Regions from separate parts of the Homo sapiens genome. Here region 2 is linked to region 1. The links are chromatin contacts, found by Hi-C or POLR2A ChIA-PET in ENCODE. All regions are on one chromosome and are shown on one strand. Each heading gives the region's core, a stretch centred on a gene start or an enhancer-like site at or near the end of the contact. The rest is flanking DNA. Distances are from core to core; before and after follow the strand shown.

Region 1 (4,149 bases), core at 592-3,091:
GGTGGACGGATCACGAGGTCAGGAGATCGAGACCATCCTGGCTAACACGGTGAAACCCCATCTCTACTAAAAATACAAAAAAATTAGCCGGGCGTGGTGGCGGGCACATGTAGTCCCAGCTACTCGGGAGCTGAGGCAGGAGAATGGCGTGAACCCGGGAGGCGGAGCTTGCAGTGAGCCCAGATCGCACCACTGCACTCCAGCCAGAATGACAGAGCGAGACTCCGCCTCAAAAAAAAAAAAATATATATATATATAAAATATACTATAGCTATATAGCTATAGTATATTATATATATAGCTTACAATTATCCCTGTACCATGTAATCATTTTCCACTGATATGAAATCTTTTATCGTATACTAAATACTTACACTTTAACTCCTGTTGCTTTTTGTTTATGACATTCACTCATTCAATAATTTATTTTGGAGGCTATATTCTTCCGCATTTATCGTAAGGGAAAAAGAATTTTTCACCAAGTTTAAGAAACATTATTTTGGGTGTCTTAAATAATAAAAGACTATGACGGAAAGTTCTTAACGTTAGTTTTTAAATTAAAATTGTTTTCAGCTAACAATAAACAAGATGGATATACACAAAATTATGTTAATCTAGTGATGAGCCTAATTAAAGGAGGGGGGTACCATTGATTTAGTTGAATTATACTAATCGAAAAGAACAGAAAAAACGATGGTGAAGAAACTACAAGAGGACTGTCAGCTTTTCAGGGTCCTTTTAAAAGAACAGTTCTTGTCCTTCTAGAACTAGTTATTCAAAATTCTTTTTTCCCCCCTCGATTCTCTTGATAAAATTCAGATAGTAAAGACGTATAAGTCAGTGGGGCTATTTTTACAAAGATCATTGCTTAGTGCTAGGAAGAGAATCCAGAAGACGGGAAGTTGAGGGTTGTGTTCTAAAAGTTCTCTGAAGAAAAGGGTACAGAGAAGCTCCAAGTTGTGCAGGCCCAGCAAACTCCATGTTGGACGTGCTTTGCTACCACCTAAATCTCTTCTGTCGGAATTCAAGGCCCGAACCATTCCAGGGATTTTAGAAAAAAATGGGGAGACACAAAAATGATGCCAAAGCCATAGCTATCATTACAAACATCCATTATGTTCACTCTGCTTTCCATATGCAACGCACTCTACATACAATGGGCGCCTTATAAGCACATAGCAAATGTGAAAAATATTATCAACATTGCTTTGATAATATTAATATATTATATATATTAGAATATATTATATATTAGAATATATTATATATATTAGAATATATTATATATTACTAATATAAAAAATATTATCAACCCTGCTTTAGAGAAGATGATACTGAGATATGAAGAATCATAAACTGTCCAAGATCACAGGGGCAAAAAGTTCACCTCAACTGAAACCTCTCACGAACCACAAAAATGTGGCCGAGGGAGCCTCAAAAAGCAGTACCCCAAGCGGGGACGGTAAAGTCAGAAAAGACAAGGCTGGGGGTAATCACAGAGAAATCTAAAAACCCGCTCGGCCTCGCTACTCTTCTCCTTCCTCTGAGGTGCAGAGGCGCGGTGGGACGACAAGGAGTTGCGAGAAAGGGCAGAGCTCACTGAGGAGGCAACAGAGAAAGTCCGCTAACAATTTTTGAAGGCCGTAAGTTAAACATGTTAAAAACTGTAGCTACTCACTCAGCCGACATCTAGTAAAAAAGATGCGGCAAGATCAACAAGGCATATAGCTTGCGCCCGCCAGAAGTTCCGCGGCCTCCACACCCATCCCGGCATACTTTGCGCCGTGCACAGGCAAGCCCTGGTGCGCATTGGCCCCTTCGGCCGCCGTCGGCCGGTAGTTACTATGGAAACCCAGCTGCCATCGCTATGTCTCTGCAAAAGACCCCTCCGACCCGAGTGTTCGTGGAACTGGTTCCCTGGGCTGACCGGAGCCGGGAGAACAACCTGGCCTCAGGGAGAGAGACGCTACCGGGCTTACGCCACCCCCTCTCCTCAACACAAGCCCAAACTGCTACCCGCGAGGTGCAAGTAAGCGGCACCTCAGAAGTGTCTGCGGGCCCTGACCGGGCGCAGGTGGTGGTGCGAGTGAGCAGCACCAAGGAGGCGGCAGCCGAGGCCAAAAAGAGCGTTTGTCGCCGTCTAGATTACATCACGCAGAGCCTCCAGCAGCAGGGCGTGCAGGTGAGATCTCCGCGGGGGAGGAAATAAGAGCCGGAAGACACAAAAGGGTTGGCAGATGGTCGGGCCCCACAGGCCCCCCTAGCGGGAAGGGAGATGTGGAGGGTCTGGAGCGTTTAGGACGCGTTTGTTGCAAAGGTACTCCGGGACGCCAGGACCTGGCAGAGTGAATATTTGACCCATTCTTCTCCTAGACGAAGGTAATTATTGGCCTCAGGCAAATTAAAAATAAAAGAATGCAAATTGGGTAGGTTTTTATCTGGGGATATTTGCTTCAGTGATTTTGTTTTTAAATTTAAAGTGATGAAATGTTAAAACTTGAAATGTTAGTTGTAAATACTTGCCCACGTGGAGTGCTGGACACTAAATATTTTGTTTTGTTTTGTTTTTATTCCGCACCATGGAATTGGCAAGTGAAGAGCACGACCTGCTTCCTTCCGATCATGTAAAACTTTGCATGGAATGGTTCTTGAGTATGTTCCGCAAACAGTAACGTTGGGAAGTGGGGAAGAAGTTGCGTCCATTTTCATTTTATAATGATTTTCATTTTATAGTGATTCCCCCAAAATTTCTTCGGCCTTCTTAGGTTTAACTTAAAAGAAAAAATCAAGCCAGTATTGTGGATACCACATATACGAAATACTTCTACTTACTTAACGGAGATGTCCATGAGACAAATCACTAAACAAATCTTACCTTAAGCCTACTCCTAAGGCAAGAAAAAAAATGAAGCCATCATTTAATCCACACAATAGCACTGTTAGGCATGTTTTAATATCCCTGTTTTCCAAATTTAAAGAGGTTAAACAATGCTCTGAACTTTAGGTAGAGCAATATTTGAACTCATGTATTCCTGAAACCAGAATGTAAGTTGCTTCCAATTCTGCCGATAATTAGAATGAAAGAAAATTAGAAATCATAGGGATCAACGATTTCAGTTTTCTCATTTTATAGAGTAGGACCCCAAAGGCCAGAGATGTAACTTATCCAGGATGACATTGAGTTGGTAAAAGTGCAGGCATTGTTACTTCCAGTCTATTGCAAGAAATTCCATACCCCGAAAAAGCAAGTCCTTATTTTTAACAAGAAAAGATATTTGAATTGCATTTATAATACAAACATACAAGTTATTACAAAGTCATTTGGACAAGATTTCTTCAAATGATTTTACAATTTAGAAAAATACAGATAATTATAAATAATGTGAGTAAAGTGGGTTTAATATGTAGAAAAATAGTTTTAAAAAACTGCTACTAGTGCTGTAGTCGTTTGAATAATGTTAACAAGTTTTTAAGTTATTTACATAAAATAAAAAGAGCTCACAGGTCTCTAATATATAAAACAACATAAGCTGGGCATGGTGGCTCATGCCTGTAATGCCAACACTTTGGGAGGCCAAGGCAGGTGGATCACTTGAGGCCAGGAGTTCGAGACCAGCCTGGCCAACATGGCAAAACCCAATCTCTAGTAAAAATACAAAAATTAGGTGGGCATGGTGGCACAGTCCTGTAATCCCAGCTACTAGGGTGACTGAGGCAGGAAAATCTCTTGAATCCGGGAGGCGAAGGTTTCAGTGAGCCGAGATGGTGCCACTGCACTCCAGCTTGGGTGACAGAGACTCTGTCTCAAATAAGTAGTAAGTAAATAAATTAACTAAGTCCAACTTAGAGTAATCAAGATTCAGTGTTCAAGGCAAGACATAAGAAAGACAGTAACCTCCCAATTATCTCTGCTAATGGATGAAAGCAGTCAGGTAGATAATTTGTTCAGGAGATAATACAAAATATCATTTATATTTTCAGAATGAATTATGGGTCTTCACAAAGTCTGTATTCATTTTAAACTTTAGAATTCTGAGCTGTAAGATTTATAAACATCACTTCCCTGCTTAAAGGGCTCCTCATAATCCAAACTCCTTTGCTTAAAAGATGGAGCCTGAGCCGGGCGTGGTGGCTCACGCCTGTAATCCC
Region 2 (4,149 bases), core at 744-3,243, 590 kb after region 1:
AGGGATTATAGGCATGAGCCATTGTTCCCAGCCACCCAGGCGTTGTTGAAATAAGCTGGAAAAATAACACTGTATACATTAAAAACAAGATATAAAGGAGACTTTTCTAAACTTCCCAAAATTTCTATCTTCTGCCATAACTTTTTTTTCTTTATTCTCTTCTTGATGGTCTTAGTTAAGGTCATAATTTCAACCACTGATGTTACTACATAAACACCTTGGTCCTAGGTATCCAGCCTTTGCCTTGTCCTTCAGTTCTAGTCCTGCAATACTGACCACTTGCCAAGTAGCTCTACATGGATATCTTGTAAGTATACTCAATATTAACCCCCAAACAAACTCATGAATTGTCCTCCGAGGCCTGCCTGTGCTCCTGCTGACTCTGTTCTTGTTAACGACACCACTCTTTCGGTCATTACGAAGATAATCACACTGTTATTTTAACCCTCCTTTATCTTTCACACATGAACAATGGTCATCATATTTTATCTCAACAATGTTGCTTGAATTTAATTGCTCCTTTCCATTCCCACCGGCAATATCCTAATTATACCTCTGACTTGGACAATGGCATTGTACTTACCAAACACCTCACGTTTATTAACCTTAACCTTCACAGTAGTCCTAAGATGTAGGTACTCTTCTTATCATCTCTATTTTATGTAACTTGCCCAAAGTCATAGAGTTTACAAGCAGAGCTAGGATTTGAACCCAGGCAGTCTAATGTCAGAGATTGTATGCATAATTTCCTGCCACACAGTCTCTAGATCAGTAATGGCAACAACAGCTACTCTTTAATTTTCACTACAATCCCATGAAAGTAGCATTATCCGTATTTTAGAGATTTGGAAACCAAGGCTCAAGCAGGTGAAGAACAGAAACACCTCATGAGTTTAGTCGGCCTACTTACCCACCTGCCTCCATCAGATTAATCCTCTAAGTGCACCCATCTGATTATTCCTTAAATAAGAAAAAAGAAAAAGAGAAAAAATGATGTCCTTCATTGCCTAAGGAATAAAGTCCCAATTGTTCGTTTGGGCATTCAGGGGCTTCCCATGTCTGCTCACTTTCCAGCTTTATCTGCCACTTGTCACTCCAGCTGGGTAGGTCACCTGGCCTGCACTCAGCCATGCCCTCAGGTCCTGCCTCTACTCATGCATGCTTAATCTTCTATTTTCATTTCTCACCACGCATCCCAGTTGTTGTGTATGTATTCTGTGTATATATTGAAAAGGTACATTTGGAATTTTCACTAAACAGCAACCATAGTTTAGGTATATTCTGAAGACTTCTCTGCCATTACAGAGACCCTGGAAAGAGAAAAATCATTTAGTTTTTCCAAAATGGGAAAATAGGCTTGACAGAGCTATCTTCTTGCTCTCTCTCATGCAGTGGTGCCCTATGGTAATGCTGTCAGTTCAACAATGTATATATAAATAATAAAATGTAAAAAAAATGAGGATTGTGATGAGTAGAGTGGAAGCAAGAAGCAGGTTGAGTCCTTTAGCTGTTAACCCTAAAAATGATGGCTTGGATAGTCCCAGCCTAGAGACCTCTTATGCCCAGATGGCTCTTTTGTATTGGTCTTCTGCTGTAGGCTAGAGCTCTGGTTTTAATCTTTTCCTGCTTCTCCTCTAGCTCCTCCACTTCTTCCTCCTCCCTCTTACCCTTCCTCTCCTTCTTCTCAGACCTTTTCGTCCAAGAAAGTCTTACCAGGAGGCTCAATGTGAACAAGAGATTAAAAACAGAGCTGCTCTGCTGGAGGTGGGGTGGGGAGCCTGAAGACTTCTTCATCTGCCTCTCACCACATCCCCCCTCCTGGCACCTGAAGAATTCTGCAGAGACCAGTTTCCAAGGGCTGTGTGGGCAGAGTGTGCATGTTCAGGCATGCATGCCTGTTTGCAGATGGTATGGAGAAAAAGGTGATTGTATTGTTCATAAAAATGTAACTTGCTCAAGTATACGCCCCCTTTCTTTCTAAATTACTTGCTTTGATATTCTGGGTTCCCTAGAACTTAGATTGAAATGTCATCCAACAACTATTTGTTTAGGGCTTGCTGAGCTGCTTTCATACTGTGAGGATTGAGAAATATATGAAGTAGTCCCTGCCCAAGAAATTGCATAATTTAATCGCGAGGCCAAGACTGTCATCTTCCTGAGAGTGACTCCAACATTCTAGATTTTCAGTTTTGATCTTTTGCTTGAACTTTAACTGCCTGTTGGCCTCCTGGACAATCTCTGCTTGATTATCCTACTCTTCGCCTCAATTCGACATCTCTAAACCTGAAACTATGTCCTTTGTCAGGAAACCAAGACGTTTGTAATATCCACATCAGAGTTGTCTGGTAAAGGAGTAAAAACATGGAGGAGCAGTAATAAACAGTGGAGATCATCAAATTGACAAAAGTAACAAAAATAATTGGGGATTGCTAAGAGCTACTGTTAATTATTTGAAGCCTGTAATGTATGAGAGGGAGTAGATGTCTCCTGGAGTGAACATATACCTGCTATTACCTCAACGACCTTAGTTCCCTGCCTTTCATCTTGTCAGCATGTCTATGTTAATATGATTATAGTATTTAAAAACAATTTTTTATATATAAATAGCCTTTAAATTACAAGTCAATAACTATATCTATAATGCAGCCAAATAAATAGAAATCTGTTCTAAAAATGGAGAAAAAACTAACCATGATGGACACTCTAAAAGAAGGCACTATATATAAAAAACAGCGTTTATTACAATTTCTGGGTAGTGACTGGTATTTTGTGGATCCCATAGATCAGGCATGTTCAGCATGGTATGGCCATAGACATGACTGGTATTTTCTTTTTTTATTTTTATTTATTTATTTTTTTGAGATGGAGTCTCACTCTGTCACCCAGACTGGAGTGCAGTGGCGAGATCTCAGCTCACTGCAACCTCCACCTCTCGGGTTCAAGTGATTCTCCTGCCTCAGCCTCCCTGTAACTGGGATTACAGGTGCCCGCCACTACGCCCTGCTAATTTTTTGGATTTTTAGTAGAGACAGCGTTTCACCATGTTAGCCAGGATGGTCTTGATCTCCTGACCTCGTGTTCTGCCAGCCTTGGCCTCCCAAAGTGCTGGGATTACAGGTGTGAGCCACCACGCCCGGCCCATGACTGGTATTTTCAATAGTAATTTTGAATCTGTCTTATCTGTTTACTTTAAAAACAAACCCTTGCCAAAAAAATGTGACTTTATTGTATTTGATTTTGCTGTAGAGAAAAAAAACCAAGGGTTGCAGAGTAGCAGACTGTTGCTCAATGTAAAGGAGAACTCCTAATAAGAGAGCTGCCCAAAGTCAGACTGGTAGTCTAGGAGGGCAATGTGTTTCCTTTTCCAATTCAACGTGACCTGGGATGAAGCACTGCATTCAGAGGGATGTTGAATTGAAAGTCCTTCAAAGTCCTTCCAACTAAACACTTTATGAGCATATGAATGTAAGTTCACCAGGAGGTCAGGGAGGCAAGAAACTAAAATTAGAAGGAGTTTTAGCAGAGGGGTCTTCCTAATGGAGGAGGTCATTAGGGCTTGCTTTGAAGGGCTGCTAGGTTTTTTAGAAGGGTTGAGTAAAAGGCATCATTTTGGGTGGGAAAAACATGATGTCAAAGGTGTGGAAGAGGCTGGTCAGGTGCAGGAGAAGGAAGAGGGCAGTTGATGCTGGTGGGGGAAAGCTATATGATAGAAAGAGCCCCTGGAGAAAGAGTAGGATTGAACTGTGTTTGAGGCTATGGTGAGCTAAGCAAAAACCTGACAGCTGTTCATGTATTATCTGATAAACCTGACAGTTGCCTAAGGACATATGAACTCAGGAGCAGCTCTGAAGTGCAAGGAGGTGAAAGAGCTGTGTGCTGTGTTACAGCTTCTTCTCCAGGCTGAGGAACTGGGTCTTGCCTAACTACAAGGGGATAGCTGCCAATCAGAACTTCCAGTATATCCAAGGCCGAGTAACCTTCTTTTAGGTGTCTCTCTGCCTTGTCTATACTGAGATGCAAGGGCAGCAAGAAAATCTGTAAACATCCTATTAAAGCCAGAACATGACATTTTAAGAACTTTCATTTCACCACAGAGGTGAAAAAAGACTTTCAAAAATATCATAAAGATCCTTTGCTAGTGAACAAATA

What was found. A loop is a pair of places that touch in the nucleus more often than their neighbours do. ChIA-PET counts read pairs that join two places held with the same protein, here RNA polymerase II (POLR2A). Pooled maps may share reads with other maps.
Region 2: a pooled map shows a loop between it and region 1 (2.1-fold over the local background). The contact joins the enhancer-like site here to the promoter of IRAK1BP1 in region 1. A Hi-C loop is called at or near these places in 3 of 168 maps with a recorded cell type or tissue (Calu3, GM12878 and MCF 10A), 2 of 37 single-sample maps with no recorded cell type and 6 of 50 pooled maps. POLR2A ChIA-PET finds 5 or more read pairs at or near these places in 1 of 52 experiments (WTC11).

The regions. Positions count from the first base shown.
Region 1 is chr6:78,865,710-78,869,858 of GRCh38, forward strand. It overlaps IRAK1BP1 (interleukin 1 receptor associated kinase 1 binding protein 1), which reads left to right and starts at 1,842. Exons shown (of 4, transcript NM_001010844.4): 1 at 1,842-2,182. The coding sequence starts at 1,868. It overlaps LOC107986613 (a long non-coding RNA gene), which reads right to left and starts at 1,781. Exons shown (of 2, transcript XR_001744210.2): 1 at 1,679-1,781. RefSeq lists enhancers at 1,737-1,846, 1,877-2,196, 2,029-2,629.
Region 2 is chr6:79,451,823-79,455,971 of GRCh38, forward strand. All of the region lies in intron 5 of LOC100506851 (a long non-coding RNA gene), which reads left to right. Among named protein-coding and RNA genes, the nearest start is that of LCA5, 84 kb to the right of the region's middle. RefSeq lists an enhancer at 1,444-2,643. Within about 2 kb of position 1,994, at least 2 of the 41 ENCODE cell types and tissues checked have a DNase peak (open chromatin) inside an H3K27ac peak, as active enhancers do.